Linked DNA regions of Homo sapiens: region 2 is linked to region 1. Evidence: read pairs that join two places in POLR2A ChIA-PET (ENCODE). Cell type or tissue: MCF 10A. All regions are shown on one strand. Links, peaks and the distances in the headings refer to the core of each region. The heading gives the core; the rest is flanking DNA. Region 1 overlaps BTBD16 (BTB domain containing 16). Region 2 overlaps PLEKHA1 (pleckstrin homology domain containing A1).

Region 1 (9,143 bases), core at 2,467-7,466:
TTAAGTGACTGATGGGAACACATGTTACTTTACAGAGGACCTCAATATGCATTTTCTCACTTGAGTCTCACAAACTTCTTGTGGGGCAGACGGGGCAAGGATAGTGAGCTCCATTTTACAGATGGGAAAAAGAGGCTCAGCTCGGACTGGAACCCGGGACTCCTGACTCCCCCTGTACATACGCTGCCCTTCCAGTAAGTGACCAAATTAGGCGCTGCAAAAGTGCTTTCTGAAAAAATTAAAAAGAAGAAGAGAACGGCTGTGTGGGGAACTAGTTTTAGCAGCTGGTTTCAGGATCAGTTCTGCTATACTCAGTGTTAATACCAAGCTCCAGTTAACTTCCTCACGGAGCTGAAGTTCAGCGCTGGGTTGAGAAGATCCAGTTCTTTTTGAGAAGACACGCACACACAGACACGCATTCCCTGCCCTTCTTTTGAAATAACTCACTTCACAAAAATGGTCACTTTTCATAAATGGGGACAATGGGGAACAATCTTTCCAAGTCCCTTTGGAAATGCAGTCACTCCCTCAAGGCAGAGCCTGCATAGGACCCACCCAGGGTACTTGTAGATTATTTTTCCGTAAATCAAGAGTGGTGTCCAAGTCACACCCTGTCCCAGCTGGACAGAGGGCACCACTGGCCCTGTGGTCCCTTCTGTCAGAGATGCCCGCCAGCTTTCCCGGAACCGTTTATTTTCATAAGATCTGGGAATTCCTGGGACCGCCCAACTGCTCCACGCCAGTGATCCCAGAAGATAGGCCTAGAGGTGCAGAAAAGTTGTAGGCACAAAGACAAGTGAGTTCTGATTCAATTCAAGGGTTATTTACCAGTATCTACCCTGTGCCTGTCTCTGGAGGTGGACAGAGCAGCCATAAATAAGGTCAGGCGGATGCTTTCAGGAGTGCAGAACTATTGGTTCTGGAACCAGCCCTCCATTACCGAGGGTAAGTGGAGCCGGGGCTGGTGGGTGCGGTGCCTGTGCCCTGAAAACACTGACATCTTCGTGGGACAAATAACACTCGCTCACTTCCTTTCCTCAGATGATCTGAGCCTCCTCCTTCTTCTGCCTATTTTTCATCATGTCATGGAGGAACAGCTGAGGCGTCATCATGGCTGGGCAGCAGGTTCCAAGGGGCAAGAAGGGGCCAAGCTGACGCCGTCCTCCCTAGCCTTGCCCAGTGCTCTGGGGACAAGCCAGCACCTATGGCCAGCGCTCCACAGCCGGGTGCTGCCCTAAGCAGTGGGCCCCGGCTGGAGCTGTGGCTGAAATACAGATTCAGTTCCAGAAAGGAAAGGCCCCATCTGGAGGAAAGCATTGCCCTCCACCAGGAAGCTCCAGACGCCGGTTCTGCTGATGTGCCTTGGCATGGCAAGGCTGCTGGCAGGGGCAAGAGGAACCGAGACCCTGATCCTCCCTTTGAGAGGCACTCAGACTCGAAGGCCATTCAGCCAGGGCCTCTCTGGACAGCCATCCTGTCCCAGAGGATTTGGAAACAGCTTTGTTGAGACAGCTTGTTGGACTTTATGACCCCTTGGGGCCTCTGGGAAGTGGCAATGATGCCCACTTTTGTGGATGACATGGAGAGGCCATGAGTCATCTCATCATCCAACCAAGCTGGGACCCCCGAGGCAGGCAGACCAGGGTCCCGTCCCAGCCCAGCCAGCCACAGTCCTGTGACCGGGCCTCTCAGAGCTTCACTCTCCTCTGTCAAGTGGGAGCAGTAGCCACAGGTGGTGCCTTGGGGAGAAGGGAGGAGTAAAGCTGACAGTGTTTGGGAAGGGCTTGGGCCAGCTGCTGGCTCCCAGTGAGTCCTCAACATCTATAAGCACCACCATTGTCCTCCCGCCCCAGGGAAAGTGAATGGACTCAAGCAGCATCAAATGCAGGCAATTGTTCCTGGTGGTATTCATCATCATTGCCACCCTCCAAATCACCCAAGTTATGGGCCACCTCAAAGATAGAAAGTGGTGTCCTCAGCTTCTGATTTCCTGAAATCTCAAAGGATCTAAGGGTTGTGGTCCACCCTCAGAACTGATCAATATAACCCGGCTCTGGGAGCCTAGCAAGGTCCACTGTCTTAGAGCCAGTGTCCTACACAGGCCACTCAGGGCTAGTCCAGCACATTTTCCATTTTACTTGGCGCCACTTAACTGTCTGGGAGCGGAGGCACCTGCTCCTCTCTGGTCCAGTGGTGAGTACATTCACATGGTGTCACGTAAGATGGGAGGGAGCAAGCAGCTGCTAAGTCTGGGGACTACAGTGCTTGGCTACACTGGTGGACTCAAAGACTGGCATGGTTTCCCTGGTACTGCGCTCTGTTTGTGCAAAGACCTCTTTTGGTTTAGCACTTATTTTTTTGAGACACCTTCAGGCGATGGTCTATGCCTCCCAAAGTTCACTGAGAAACCCTGGGGCATGACCCCTCTAGGGAAGACAGTTCACAGTTCCTTGCTACTGAAAGATACATCCAGGTTGGCCCTGGGTCCTACTTGCCAGACCCTGGGGACAAATCTCCCATAGACTCGGAAAGACAGTACCTGGGGACAAGTCTCCCTCTGATGGGTACATATTGTATTTTAGAGGTGCTCTTCGCCACAACTTTCTCACTTCCTCTACCCTGTCATCTGCTGGAGCCTTCCACCCTTCCTGCGAGTATCAGGCCCACAGCTCTGATAGTCCAAGCACTTCAGATTTTAGCCTTAACATACATATATGCTACAGCATGATGAACCTGGAAGCAGTAAGCCAGGCGCAAGGGTGAATGCTGGATGATTCTACTCTATGAGGTACCTAGAGTCATCAAATTCGTAGAGACAGAAAGTAGAACGGTGGCTGCCAGGGGCTGGGGAAGGGGAATGGGAGTTGTTTCATGGGTAGAGTTTCAGTTTGGGAAGATGGAAAAGTTCTGGAGATGGCTGCACAACAATGCGAATAAACTTAACGCCACTGAACTGAACACGTAAGAATGGTTCACATGGGAAAAATTCATGCTATGCATATTTTGCCCCAGTTGAAAAAAGACATTAGGGTTAAAAGTGACTTTGCTTATTTGAGAAACACCTGAACTAACATATTAAATTTTAAGACAACGTTTGAAAAAAATACACATTTTAGGGCAATAACTCACAATGAGAAGAGAAAATGGCTTTTTTTTTTTCTCAAAATATAACTCAGCATAGAAGACTTGGGACACTCCTGAAATCAAAGAACCAGAAAATGGAGGCCAGCCACAGTGGCTCACGCCTGTAATCCCAGCACTTTGGGAGGCCGAGGTGGGTGAATCACCTGAGGTCAGGAGTTGGAGACCAGCCTGGCCAATATGGTAAAACCCCATCTCTACTAAAAATACAAAAATTAGCCAGGCATGGTGGTGGGTGCCTGTAATCCCAGCTACTCGGGTGGCTGAGGCAGGAGCATTGCTTGAACATGGGAGGCAGCAGTTGCAGTGAGCCAAGATCATGCTACTGCACTCCAGCCTGGGCAACACAGCGAGACTCCATCTCAAAAAAAAAAAAATCTATCTATCTATATATACAAAACCAGGAAATGGTCCTCTTGGCTCCTAACACTCAAGTGTGGTAAATGAAACAATAATTCCTGCTGCCACCCCCACATCATAACCTACCAAAGGTCACCACATTTTAGAACCCCTGTCACATGCTGTCCTGGGCCTTTTCTTTGAGTCAGGGCTGACCTACCCATCAGTCCTGGTGAGTGTGTGTTGTTACCTCCATGCACGGTGCTTAGGGTGCTTGCCCAAAGTCTACAGGCAGTGAATGGCAGAGGTGGGGCTGAGACTCGGGGCTGACTTCTTCTAACATACATCTGATTTATTGCTTGTCTCTGCTCCTAGATTGCAAGCTCCATGATGACAGGGTTTGTGTCTGCATTGTTTATTGTTGTACTCTTGGTGTCTTTTATAGTGCCTGGCACTTAACTTGCAATATGTTGGGTGAATTAATTGGATGAATGACCTGGTCCCTGCCAACTTTCCAGCCTCATTTCCATCATCCCATCCCTCCATTCACCCACAACTTATCTTCTAGGCCAGTAGGGCCAGCCCTGGTGCACATGCTCACACACACTTGCTGCACATACAGGCCAGTCTATGCCACTATCTCCATGCCCATGTGGTCCTGTCTGCTGTCACCATGACCTATCAGCTTTTCACTGAGACCAAGTTCAATGTCCTTCTGTCTGTCAAGATGGTCCTGACCCTAGCACAAAGGGAAATCCTGTCTAATCATAACCACAGCTGCCCTTTTTAAGAAACTCCTACACCCAGACTCTTGTGCTCCTTCCACTTCTCCATGCTTATTGTTGAAGGTATGTTTTGGTGCTTCTCAATATGCCTGGGAAGCCAAGAAGCAACATGGCGGAAGTGGAAAGTTAGTAAGAACTAAGCATAATATTTAGGGACCTTGAGAACAAGAGAGACTCAGGTTCCAGAGATCCAAGTTAAAGGGGAGCAGAGTCATCACCTCTCAGAGCAAGAGAAGACACAACAAGGCAAGAAGCATGAACGTCAGATAATGAGAAATCCTCTTGACCCAGAATATACCAACCTCCCTGCACAAGGCTTTGTTGAGCTATTCTAAAAGAGAACAATTTAATGGCCCTAATGTCCATGACTCATGGGATATTTCAAAATTAATGTGCTGGTAAAGAGATCAGTGTTGACACACCAGGGTTGCCCAGTTTCATGCTAACTCTGGCTACATCTGCAAATGCCATTCATGAATCACAAGAGGCACATGGCCTCGCCCACCCTGGGGACACAGCATCATAGCACATTGCCCTCAAGAAATCAGTGGGCTCAGGGCACCCATGGTACAGGGCATGGCAGGGAAGCTCTCCTTAAAAGTTTCCCCCTGCGGTCCCTTGGGAATAGTATGTGGGGGGAATGGGTGGGGGAAGGTGCTGTTGGGTTCACCAGTGCACACCCATGCAGCCAGCACATGCTCTTTTTCTCTCCGCAAAGAGGAGCTAAGAGGAGGAATTCATCCAGTGCACAAGTGAGATCAGAGAAGGCTTTCTGGAACCGGCTTTGTCAAGCTCTGTAAAGGCTGGGTCAGATTTGGGTAGGGCACAGGAAAGAAGAGACTCAGCTGGAGAATCAGGGGAATCTAGAAGTTGGGATCATATGGGAATTGGCTTCATTGGCTACATTCAAATTACTTCCCTCTGGTGAGGTGGAAGCTCATTGCCAGAATCTACCCTTCAGTGTCTGAGAGATACCTATTTAGTGATTATAAATCAGCTAAGGATTAGAATTACATGTCTGTTATGATTTGCCCTTGATCCTAAGAGCTAAGAGTGTCAGAAGACCTAGAAGACCAAGGTCAACCCCAGGACCACCATCAATTTGCAAAAGGAGCCTAAGTAACCTCCTCATTATCCCTGGGCCTTAGCTTATTCAACTGCAAAATGAAAGGGTGAGACCAGATGATCTCTAAGGCACTTTCCAGCATCGACCTTCTTTGATTTAGTAAAGTGAGTAATTTACAAACTGACATGAACTGAATGCATTTTGCTGTCCTGTAGCTCCCAAACTGCCACTCATTTCAATTAGTATAATCACAAGAAGAGTTCTACACTATCCTCCTGCAGAAGGGTTTTTGAAGGTGGGAAGACATTTTCTGCTTCTAATAATACTGACCAATTTCACCTGATTGAGGACTGAATTCTCCACCCTTCTAGCAGTCATTCAGATCCAGCCCTGTCCCACATACCATAAAAGGACACATAAGAAGCAACAAGAAGCTACTTGTCAATCTCCTGCTGAGCCTGAGCATACACAAAGCAACTGGAGAGTCATCCCTAGGCCCTGAGAAGACTGTTCCACTTGAAATGTAGCACACACACCGTAATGCCTAAGGCTGGAGGGAGAAAGTTGCAAATCAAGATCAAATCCATACCCAGCAGGACTGAAACCAGCCCATGCTTTGTGCACTTCAAGCTATCACTCTGTAAACATGACACTTGTTTCCATTTAACACTAAACAACTGGCCAGAAAGTCACTATATTCCTTCTTACACTGTGTACCTGACATGCAATTTAGAGTAATTTTCAGAGTTAAAGTGAAATATTTCAGAGGTTAAAACCACCATTAAAGAACATTCAAAGCACCATTCATTCAGTACTTAGTCAACAGCTAGAAGCTGTTCTTTAATGAAAGATTGAGGACTGGGAGGGTAAAGGGAGTAAGACACAGCCCTTGCTGCAAATGGCCAGTGCGGGAGCCATGCTTAGGAACAGATAATCCCAATAATTATTTTATTTACAAGTGAGAAAGCTTACAGAGATGGGCATGCAATACTATGGAGCCCAGAGACTGAGCATCTGAATCAGACTGTGGGGAGAGAGGGTACTCTTGGAGGGTTTCCTTGGGGATAACTGAGCCAAGTGTGGAGGCACAGTGGATCACTCTAGCAAGATGGCTTCTGAAATACACCAAACCCCTGAGCTCCTGATAAACGAGTTGATCTCTCTAAATTCACCATAATTAATCCAAAATAAGATCATCTTCCACAGGTGCCATATTTCTGTATAAATCACCGTGGATTCCAAACTGCAATGGGCTGCTTCTCACATCTTCTTTCATCTCCTTCTCTAGCTAGGTGAACCAGATGAATAATTAATTCTCTTGCTACCATATTTGTTCTTATGGACACTCTTTCCACTCCATCTTCTTGATATCACCAGAGCTCAGACCCTTTGCCCCTCATGGAGAGAGTGGCAACTGTTCCCTAGGCCTCCTCACTTTCTCCACCCACCTGTCTCCTACTAGAATGTCCGATAAAGCCACCCCCACTCCTGACCCAATACACCATACTCATGCATATTATATCAAAACTCGTGGGATGCAGTTAAAGGAAACGTATAGCTCTAAATCAGAAAAGAAGAAAGCCTGGAAATCAGATATCTAAATACCCATTTCAAGAGGTTAGAAAAAGAATATCAATTCTTGAAGAAAGTAGAAGGAAATAACGAAGAGAAAAATTAATGAAATAGAAAACATACAATTGAAAAATATCAACAGGTGTGTCAAGTCAAAAGGTGTTTTTTAAAAAAATGAATAAAATAAACCTCTATCAATGCTGATCGAGGAAAGAAAGAAGAGAAATATACAAATTATCAATATCTGATATGAAAAGAGGGCCATCACAACAAATTCTATAGATACTAAAAACATAATAAACATTTACCAAGTGGATTAAAGACTTAAATGTAAGGCCTAAAACTATAAAAATCCTAGAAGAAACCTAGGAAATATCTTTCTGGATATCAGTCTTTTCAAAAAATTTTGTGATTGTCCTCAAAAGCAATTGCAATAAAAACAAAAATTGACAAGTGGAACCTAATCAAACTTAAGAGCTTCTGCCCAGCAAAAGAAACTATCAACAGAGTAAACACAAAAACTATGCATCCAACAAAGGTATAATACCCCCAAATCTATAAGGAACTTAAACAAATCAACAAGCAAAAAACAACTCCATTAAAAAGTAGAAAAAGTACACGAGCAAATACTTTTCAACAGAAGATATACAAGTGGCCAACAAACATATGCAAAAATGTTTAACATCACTGATCATCGGAAAAATGCAAATCAAAACCACAGTGAGATACCATCTTATATTAGCCAGAATGGCTATTATTAAAAAGTCAAAAAGTAAGAAATGTTGGCAAGGCTGTGGAGAAAAGGGAACACTTACACACTGTTGGTGGGAATGTAAATTAGTTCAGCCACTGTGGAAAGCAGTTTGGAGATTTCTCAAAGAACTGAAAATTGCACTATACCATTTGACCCAACAAGCCCATCACTGGGTATATACCCACAGGAAAATAAATCATTCTACCAAGAAGACACATGCAGGCATATGTTCATCACAGCACTATTCACAATAGCAAAGACATGGAATCAACCTAGGTGTCCATCAGTGGTGGATTGGATAAAGAAAATGTAGTGCATATATACCATGGAATCCCACACAGCCATTAAAAAATATATATATTATGTTCTTTGCAGCAACATGAATGCAGATGGAGACCATTATCCTAAGTGAATTAATGCAGAAACAGAAAACCAAATACCGTATGTTCTCACTTATAAATGGAAGCTAAACATTGGGTACACATGAACATAAAGATGGGAATAATAGAAAGTAGGGACTACTAGAGTGGGGAGGGAGGGAGACAAAGGCTGGAAAACTACCTATTGAGTACTATGCTCAGTACCTGGGTGACAGGGTCCATTGTACCGCACCTGAGCATCATGTAATATATCCATGTAACAGACCTGTACATGTACCCCCTAAATCTGAAATAAAAGTTGAAATTTTTAAAAATAGACATAAAATACAATCATAAAGACTTTTAAAAAATTTTTACCAAGAGAGATCATATTGTGAGCCATAAAACAGGTCTCAATAATTTAAAAGAACTAAAATCATACAAAGCATTTTCTCTGATAACAATGGAATTAAGTTAGAAAACAGTAACAGGAAGATATCTAGAAAATCCTCAAATATTTGCAGAACAAAGAACACAGTTCTAAATAATCCATAGGTCAAAGAAGAACTCAAAGGGAAAATTAGAAAGTATTTTGAACTGAATGAAGTTTAAAACACAACATATCAAAATTTCTGAGATGCAGCTAAAGCAATAATTAGAGGGAAATTTATAGCACTAAACACTTAGAAAAAAAAGTCTTAAACCAATGACTTAAATTTCCACCTGTGAAACTAGGAAAAGAAGGGCAAACTAAACATTTGATAAAATAAAACATCTATTCCTGATAAAATTTATCATCAAACTAGATATAAAAGGAACCTCCTCAACATGATAAAGGGTATCTATAAAAAACCTATAGTTAAAATTTTATTTAATAATGAAAGATTAAATTATTTCCTCCTGTATTCTAGAACAAGGCAAGAAGGTCCACTCTCTCACCACTTCTGATCAACAATGTACTGAATATTGTATTCAGTGTAATAAGGCAAGAACAAAAACAGGCATACAGATAGAAAGGAAGAAATAAAATTGTCTTTTTTTACAGGTGATATGATTGCCTATGTAGATTCCTAAGGAATCTATAAAAAAGTTTCTAGAAGTACAATTGAGTTCTACTAAGGTTGTAT
Region 2 (9,143 bases), core at 4,024-9,023, 96 kb before region 1:
TAACACAATACAATGCACAGAAAGTTATGTATACATAATACTACAAGGAAGCATTAAATTAGAAATGCATTATTTTTTGCAAGTCCAATTGGTATAAAAGTCAACATGCAAATAAATCTCAAGAAAGAAAGAAACCGGATGGATTGGGAGAGAGGAAATTTGATAGGATGGGGGAGACGCAAGGGAGTATCACCCCAGAGAGCAGGAAACCTACAGAAGACGCAGATCTGCCGGGACCCCGCTGTGCTACAATGGCGCCAGAGACTGCTTTAATCCAACTGTGCATCTCTTCAGGGCTATCAGCCTAAAGGAAAAAAGAACTCATTCAAACAATTTTTTCTCAAAATCACCTACTTCTATACAGCCAATGTATTTATTTTGATAACTTAAAATACTGTCATCAACAAAATCACTCTAAGGCAACTGTTTCCAAAAAATTTAGAAATCATTTTTTTAAAGCCAGGTTTTGCTAGGTCTTAACTACACAGAGACATAAATTGAGCACTTCAATGTCAAGATCAGACCCATCAACAGGCGTCAATAATGAATACCTCCAGACAGAAAACAAGGAGAGGAGGAAGTCCAAGAAAAACCCTTCTTATTTCACTCTACCTACTGCTACACTGTCTGAATCTGCTACAAGAATATTTATGTAGTTGTGTAATTTTTAAAAATTCTGACATTCTTTTACATATTTTTCTGGAAATAATTTCTAGTAGTACCCTAAATCCTACAATAAGTATTGACAGATACGTCTGGCTTTCAATGTGAATTTTAAACCTTACTATGAAATTAATCCAATTAAATAAGGCCCCAATCGGGGTGCAGAGATACTGCCTCTTGTTTCTAGATTCTAGAATCCCTTACACTTCTAGAATCTAGAAATATGAAAAAGTTTAAAATGCAGAATATTTTTGAATAAGTAATATTAACAAAGACTAAAAAAAAAAAAAAATACAAGTAGCCAAAGGTAGAGTATACTTCATTCATTACTAATGGAAATACAATTCTAGAAATCAATTTGACAAAATAGAAAGGGTCATGCTCTGATAGTTAATCTCGATCTAGAAACTTACCCTAAAGAAATCAGGCAAAGTAATGCACAAAGATGTTTTTCATCATTTTATTACAGTAAATGTACAAAAACTATGCACATGAACAGAGTAACACAGACACAATACAGCAACAGAGTAATACAGACACAATTTACTGGTGGAACATCAATGGAGTATGGTGCAGTTCTAAAAGGTTTTCAGATAATTTTTAATGACATGGGAAAAAAATAACAATATATGAAACAAATAGGATATAACACTATATTTAGTATGACCCCACCTATTATAAAAATATATACCTTAAGAAAGGGAGCAAAATCATAAGAATGGTTGCCTCAATGTGGGACTGAATGTTTTATAAGCCACATTTTTCTGAAATCTTTCTATATTTTCCAAGTTTTCTGGAATAAGCATATTTAACTTCAATAAAACAAAAACAAATCATCCCTTTTTGATTTTTTTTTTTTTTTTTTTTTTGAGACAGGGTCTCTGTCACCCAGGCTGGAGTGCAGTAACACGATCTCAGCTCACTGTAACCACCTCCTGGGTTCAAGCGATTCTCGTGCCTCAGCCTCCCAAGTTGCTAGGATTACAAGCCTGCACACCACCACGGCTGGCTAATGTTTGTATTTTTAGTAGAGATGGGGTTTTGCCATGTTGCCCAGGCTGGTCTCGAACTCCTGGACTCAAGCGATGTGCCTGCCTTGGCCTCCCAAAGTGCTGGGATTACAGGTGTGAGCCAACACAGCCGGCCCAAATCTTTTTTTAAAATTTTCCATTTAAATAATTCAATGAAGTATGCAAAAAGTACAATTTAAACTTAAATACAGGATGCCTACTATTAGTGAAACTATATAAATCTACTGTCTACTTTTACTATGGGTTTTTTTAATAAGGTTACCAAAAAATGATATAATAGAAAAATCAAAATTCTAAAACATGTGCAAAAATAATCCAACTTGAAAGTACACACTTAACATCTAAATTAAAAGCATTTCCCTTTCTCTAAATACTTAGTTCTAGTTCACTAATTCATAACAAATACTCCCACTTCCTGAACATATAACCCCACCAATAACTCTATATACAGTACCCTTTTATTAAGCTGGTGAATTACAGTTGTCATATTTTTTTAACCTCAAGTGCAACAAGCTTGTTTATGTTTATTTCACCTCTAATATTATTAATTTCTTTTTAGGAGGATCTATTAATTGCCAAATAAGCATCTTACCTGCACATAGAAAGTTCGAGACGTTGTTACAATTTCAAAGAGGTTGTCCCTCATCATTATGTCGCTGTATGAAAAAAAAATCCAATTATACTTAAATAGCAGTTGTTTGAGTTTCTCTTTCATTTGTTTACCCAGTACCCAGTATGCGTCAATAAATAAATGAGGTAAAGCACTGATTTAGCAAACCCAAATTATCTTTTCCCATTTATTTTAATGTAAGATTTTACATATTTCATGTAGTTTCACTTTTAGAAAAAGTTCACAAAGCAACTTTAAAGTTCAGAGTTTTTAGTAATCAGTTTGGTGAAACACTGTCACAGCTAACACATTTTCTTGTGAAGCTCTATTCTACTGCATCTTTTAAACACTTAATACATCAATTTGTCAAATCTGATGGCCTAACCATAAGTTGTTCACATTAAATTTATTCCTTTCCATTAGTAAGCTGTTTCTGTATTTTTAGTTTTCAAAGAAACAAATAAACGATTCTTTCCTAATTTTTAGTTTTCAAATGAACAAAGTAGTTCAATACTTTACTCTGAGGGTTTTGAAAATTCTAGTGTATCTCAACTATAAAGAGTTAAAAATAACTACAATTAATATGGAAAAATGTAATCTGTAAGTACATTACTCAAACTAAGGCACTATTCTGTGTTTATAACTTGTGCCAGGCATCAAGTCAGAGCGGTTCCTTACCTTTGCTTACATTCCTGGACTTTATGAACCTCTTTAAGTGGTATTACACGAAGAGGTTCCTTTTCCTGGCAAAAAAAAAAAAAAAAAAAAAACAGTTACATGATGTTTATTCTTAAAATCCTTTCAAAGGTTAGCTGTCTTATTTGAAGACCCATGTGAAAATCACACTTCTTTTCTGAAGCACATCTCAGAAATAAATCTACCTTCTTAAACCATCCAGCATCTGAATAGCTCAAACACTATAACCTTATATACACTGTTGTTTGAAACAAGAAAAACTGCATACGGCCCTTATTCACATTATTTCTGGCCTTAAGGGCAGTGTAACTAATTAAAAGCTATTAGCCATCAGACTTTCCCCGACGGACCCACGTACCAGTATGCACAGCATCTCCTTTTCTGGAATGTCACTTTGATATACAAGGCAGCAGAGCAAGTGCACATCCTGCTTCTTTGACTTAAATTTGTGATTTTACAAATATCACTTTTATATAAATACAAAATTGAATGTTTACTAAGTGCTGAGACATCTGCTAGCTTTTAAATGTTTTATCTCACACTTTCCCCAACCCTACAACACATGTACTACTATTCATGTGCTGAAACTGCAGATTAGACATGTTAAGTATCTCACCCAAGGTTACAAAGTAGATATAAGATACAAATATAAAACTGGTTCCTAATAGCATATTTCTAGTATACATTCCATAAAATACAATATACATATTTCATTGAATATGACAGCGTGAGATTAAGACATACCATTACTTTATGTAGCACCAAAAATAAAACTAAACCATGACAGAGTGTTGTTGTTTTTTTTGTTTTTTTTTTTTTTGAGATGGAGTTTCGCTCTTGTTGCCCAGGCTAGAGTGCAATGGTACGATCTTGGCTCACTGCAACCTCCGCCTCCTGGGTTCAAGGCAATTCTCCTGCCTCAGCCTCCCAAGTAGCTGAAATTACAGGCGCCTGCCACCACGCCCAGCTAATTTTTGTACTTTTAGTAGAGATGGGGTTTTACCATGTTGGCTAGGCTGGTCTCAAACTCCTGACCTCTGGTGATCTGCCCACCTTGGCCTCCCAAAATGCTAGGATTACAGGCGTGAGCCACCACGCCCAGCTGGGAGTGCTTTTTTAAAAAAAAAAAAAAAAATCATAGATCTTTTTTAAAAAGTTTTACAAAATAGTTTAATTTTGAAATAATTTCACACTTAATAAGAGACTGAGAAAAACAGTACAAAGAATTTCTGCATAACCTACACCTTGTTTTCTAAACTGTTGATATTTTACATTTGCTTTATCATTATCTGTTTATGTTTATATATGTGTGTGACAGAGTATATGTATATATATAGATTCCTGAAATGCTTGAAGGTTAAGTTGTAAATATGATGTACCTTTACTAAACGCTTCAGTGTGTATTTCCTAAAACATGGATGTGCTCTTGCATAACCACAGTGCAATTATGAAAACTGGAAACTCAACACTGATGCAATACTATAATCTACAGACCATCTTCAGATTTCATTAATTGCCCTACCTGTATTCTTTACAGCACAAAAACCATTTTCTGATCCAGAGTTAAATCCAGGATCATACCATGTATGTAGCTGTCATGTCGCCTTTAACTGTGGAATAGTTCTTCATTCGTTTTTCAGAGTTTAAAGAAGTGCAGGCCAGTTATTTTTGTAGAACACCTCCCAGTCTGGGTTTGCCTGTTATTCGTGCTGAGATTCAGTTTATACACTTTTGACAGGAAGCCACAGACATGACACTGTTCTTCTCAGTGGACCACTATTAGGAGGTACACACCCGATGGTGGCTTGTCCTGTCACTGGTGTGTTAACCCTGATCTGTTGCTTAAGGTCATGTTTGCCAGTAGCTGTAAAATTACTTTTTCCCTTTGTCACTGTTAAGTATCTTGTGGGGAGATACCTGGAACCTATAGTAATACCAGGTTTCCCATCATAATTTTGCAACTAGTTTTATCAAACCCTGAAAACTCCTGCCTGAAACCATTACTAGTGGCTGCCAAATGGTGATTTTTCTAACCCCATCAATCCATCTACATATATTAAATAGAATTTTACTCTAAGGAAATATTTTTCCTTCTCCATTTATTTATTTATGACTCATTTTTATTCTATGGGTTATATTCCATTACTATCATTACTTATTTTGTTGTTTAAATTGTCTGCATTTTGGTCAGCTCCTTCAAGGTAATTTCTGTGTCCTTTTGACATGTTCCATTCATTCTCTGAGCCACTTCCTTATCCTCTGGCACAACTTCACTTTCTGAGCTCAGCTTGTACTTTATCTGCCCCAGCTCTGAAATCAGTCACATCACCAAGGGTTCCTGATTCCTTTTGTTTACAGAATGGCATTTACAGTTGCTTTTGGGCAGGGTGGGTGGGGATTTGCCAATCTCTTAACTCAGCCACAACCTTCTCATGACAGATGAGAATATTTCATTGCAGTTTTAATTTGCATTTCTCTAATTATCAGTGATGCTGAATTTTTTTAAATATTTTAAGACCTATTTTAATTTTTAAATGAATTGCCTATTCATGTCTTTTGTTCATTTGCCTACCAGGTATTTTCCCCTCCATTTTCTCTCTTTTTTTAATCTTTGAAACAAACACGAATTTATACAAGGATTGAAAATACAGCATAAAGAACTGATTTTCCTGAACCATTTCAGAGTGAGTTGCTGACCTGTCCCACACTACCCCTGAATACTTTTCCTACATTCTCTTACATAATCACAATACAATCATCAGAATCAGAAAACTGTGCCCAAAATGTCTTTTATTAGAGCAAAAGAATTCAGTTCAGAAGCACGAATACCATCTGCTTGTCAAATATTTTCTTTCCCTCAGTCTGGAACAGTTCCTCATTATTCCTTGACTTTCATAATCTTCACTCTATGAAGATTGCAAGGTAGTTATTTTGTAGAATGTCCCTCATTTGGGTGTGCCTCATGATGGGATTCTGATTACATACCTTGGGCAGGGATTTCACAGAAGTGATGCTGTCTTCGTCTTCCACTATCCTGTCAGGTGATTTCAATTTACCTCATTACCAATGACATTCACTTTAATCATCTGACCACCTGAGTAAAGTGGTATCTGCCAGGTTTCCTCACTGTAATGTTATTCTTTTCCCCCTTGTACAACACTTAATACCTATTTTAGTAGACAGGTACTTTGAAACTATGTAAATATTTCATTCCTCATCATACATACAGATATACATCCATTCACCAAAAAGTATTGTTTCTCTGACAAGATTTGGCTTCTATTATCCTTAATATAGTTCTTGATTTTATCAATCAGTGTGTATGTGACCATTCTCCCATCTCTGCCACCACCCCTCCCCATGTGGATGCCCTTCTCTCCCTACTCCGCGTGGGGCTAACCCCCCAAGAGGACAGCCTCCTTGTCCTGCGTGGGCTCTGACACCCACACAAAGCTACACTGGTTCCTCTTGGATGCCTATGTTGCTTTGCCTCACCTAATAAATTAGAGTCTGAGTCATTTCAGATTGATGGAAGGAAAAGAGAGCAAAGTAGGTGAGGAAAAATCCCCTCAGTTTTTAAGATTCCTTGTAAGTTTTATCTCTAATACATGTTGCAAATATTTTCACCAATTTTTCGGCTGTGCACTTAAGTCTTTTATACTTATTTTTAAAATTTTTAAATGATCTTTTAGAGATACACACTGAGATATTTACAGATGAAATGGGAGACATCTAGGATTTGCCTCAAAATATGAAGCAGGAAGTGGGTGGTGAAACAGAAGAAACAAGACAAGCTGAGCCATGTGTTAACAATTATGACATCTAGGTGATGGGTATATGCAGGTTCCATGTATTATTTCTATCTACTAAAAGGGTATGTTTACACTTTTCCATGATGAAAAGGTTTTATAAAAGAGCCCATTTACACTTTAAACATTTTTATCATATATTATTCTTGAGCATATATAAAAAAGAAAAATATAGACAAGATAAACTGGTTATAGTTTTTAAGATTTCACATTCAGATTCCAGATCTTCTGAATCACTTTTTGACTTGGAGCCACCAATGTCCATATTTTTCACTCCAAGCCATTCTTTGTGCCAAAAAGAGTGTTGGTGATGCAGTATTTAAGAATGTTTCATGGTGTCCCTGAGATTTCCTCCCAAGCTGCCAGCACCCTTTTCTGCACATGCTGATGCCGGTGTCTTCTGGATTTTACCCAAAGGTACTGTGCATATGGCAAGCAGTCAACTACAGCACAGCTGCAGCCTGGCTGCCCCTCGTCCTTAGCAACTCTAAGACATACTGCTAAGATTTCAGAAATGTTAAAACTGGGGGAGGGGGAGCTGAAACAAGAACTATTACAGAAATACTAAGTTTTGAAAACCTGTATGCTGGGCATTATTCTGTGAAATTTGAGAGGAAGAACAAAGAACTACCATAGGAGATAAACTATACTCCGTAAAATTAGGAAAACTTAAGTATAGTTATAATTACTGACCTTTAAAGGTTTTCAGCTTTATCTGCAATTTCTAAATACTAAAAATATTCCTAATTATTAAAACTACTGTTGATGATGGGGGCACACGTCAATTTCCCCACCAAAACTGAACTCCTGAAGGCCAGAGAACTTTGCTAATTATTCTCTTTTATTTTCAGTTCCCAGAACAGTGCACCAGGTTCATGGAGAGCTCAATGAATGTCTGCTGCATGAATGACTCTTCCCGGGAGTATTGGCTTTAAATAAAATCTATGAGACAACCTGCTAACCAAGCACAAGGATAGCCTCCTGAGACAACAAGGCAGGTACTTTCTGAACCAAGTAACTACTACTTCCAGTTGAGGCTCTTAAGCTTTGAGAAAGCCCCATACTAAAATGGCATTTCTTGCTATGCTATGCCATTTTTCATTCATTCAAAGACACTTATTGTCTATCAAGTGCCAGGCCCTGTGATCATAAAAGACTACAAGAGTCTTTACCCTTAAGAAGCTCATTTAATTTAGTTGCAAAGACAAGAATGCACGTGATTGCAAAACTCTGGGAAGAGCATTATGATACAAGTATGCATAGGGTACCACAGGGCATATAAAGAGAAGACACTTAACCCAGAGTCTAAAAGCTTCCCAGAAGAGCTGACTCCTGAGGTGAATCTTAAAATATCCCCTTCCTATACACTAGTGCTCTGCTGGCCAATACAGTGGCCATTGTGTGTAATGATGTAAATATAAATTAATTAAAATGAAATTAAGTCAGTTCCTCAGTCACACTAGCCACATTTCCAGCACTCAACAGCTACATGTAGCTAGTGCCCTTGGACAATACAGATACGGCACATTTCCATTTGTGCAGAAAGTTCTAATGGACAATGCTGTTCTGGTGACTTCATTCAAACAAAGTATAAGTTCCCTTCTCAAAGATCCCATACAAAAAGAAGACGTAGGATAGACATTTATACTACAGAATTGCATTCAATGTCTCCAATAAGCTATTTCAGGACTCAGATCACCCTACAATATTTTAAATAAGGATGCAACTCAAACAAGGCGAAGAGGGAATTTCAATTTCTGATTCTACCTTCAGGGAAGATAAAAACATCTTATGTGAAGTGATTTATGAGTCAATGTGAAATAGGTAAAGAAAATCTCAAGAGAAAGAAATACAGAGGGTTAAATATTGACTTTTACAGACAGAATTCTTTACACCACTTTCCTCACTGTAATGTTACTCTTTTTCCCCTTGTACAATACTTAATACCTATTTTAGTAGATAGGTACTTTGAAACTATGTAAATATCTCATTCCTCATCATATATACAGATATACATTCATTCACCAAAAAGTATTGTTTCTCTGAAAAGACTTGGCTTCTATTATACTTAATATAGTTCCTGATTTTATAAATCACTGTGTATGTGACCATTCTCCCATCTCTGCCACCACCCCTTCCCCATGTGGATGCCCTTCTCTCCCTACTCCACGTGGGGCTAACCCCCCAAGAGGACAGCCCCTTTAGAGGAAATTTATAGACTAGAGGATTCTGAGATCTTCAGATCTTTCAAGGTGGAATGCTGCTTTGAAGATAGGATCTTTTTACTTAAAAATGTATTTAAGAAAAATATCATTAACCAAAAGCATCACAACC

The links. Peaks named below come from ENCODE experiments on the same cell type or tissue, not always from the same donor. Only the 100,000 strongest peaks of a DNase experiment are listed, where the experiment ranks them.
Region 2: POLR2A ChIA-PET joins it to region 1 with 10 read pairs; 4 of 35 experiments call an interaction of 5 or more read pairs at or near these places.

Annotation. Positions count from the first base shown.
Region 1 is chr10:122,320,056-122,329,198 of GRCh38, reverse strand. The region is part of intron 10 of BTBD16 (BTB domain containing 16); the gene reads right to left. Among named protein-coding and RNA genes, the nearest start is that of PLEKHA1, 50 kb to the left of the region's middle. In MCF 10A, for the core only: no CTCF peak of the experiment used is centred there; a DNase peak (open chromatin) is centred at 4,648.
Region 2 is chr10:122,418,103-122,427,245 of GRCh38, reverse strand. PLEKHA1 (pleckstrin homology domain containing A1) reads right to left here. Exons shown (of 12, transcript NM_001001974.4): 9 at 2,983-3,047; 10 at 2,287-2,350; 11 at 215-304. Among named protein-coding and RNA genes, the nearest start is that of MIR3941, 5.7 kb to the right of the region's middle. In MCF 10A, for the core only: no CTCF peak of the experiment used is centred there; a DNase peak (open chromatin) is centred at 7,125.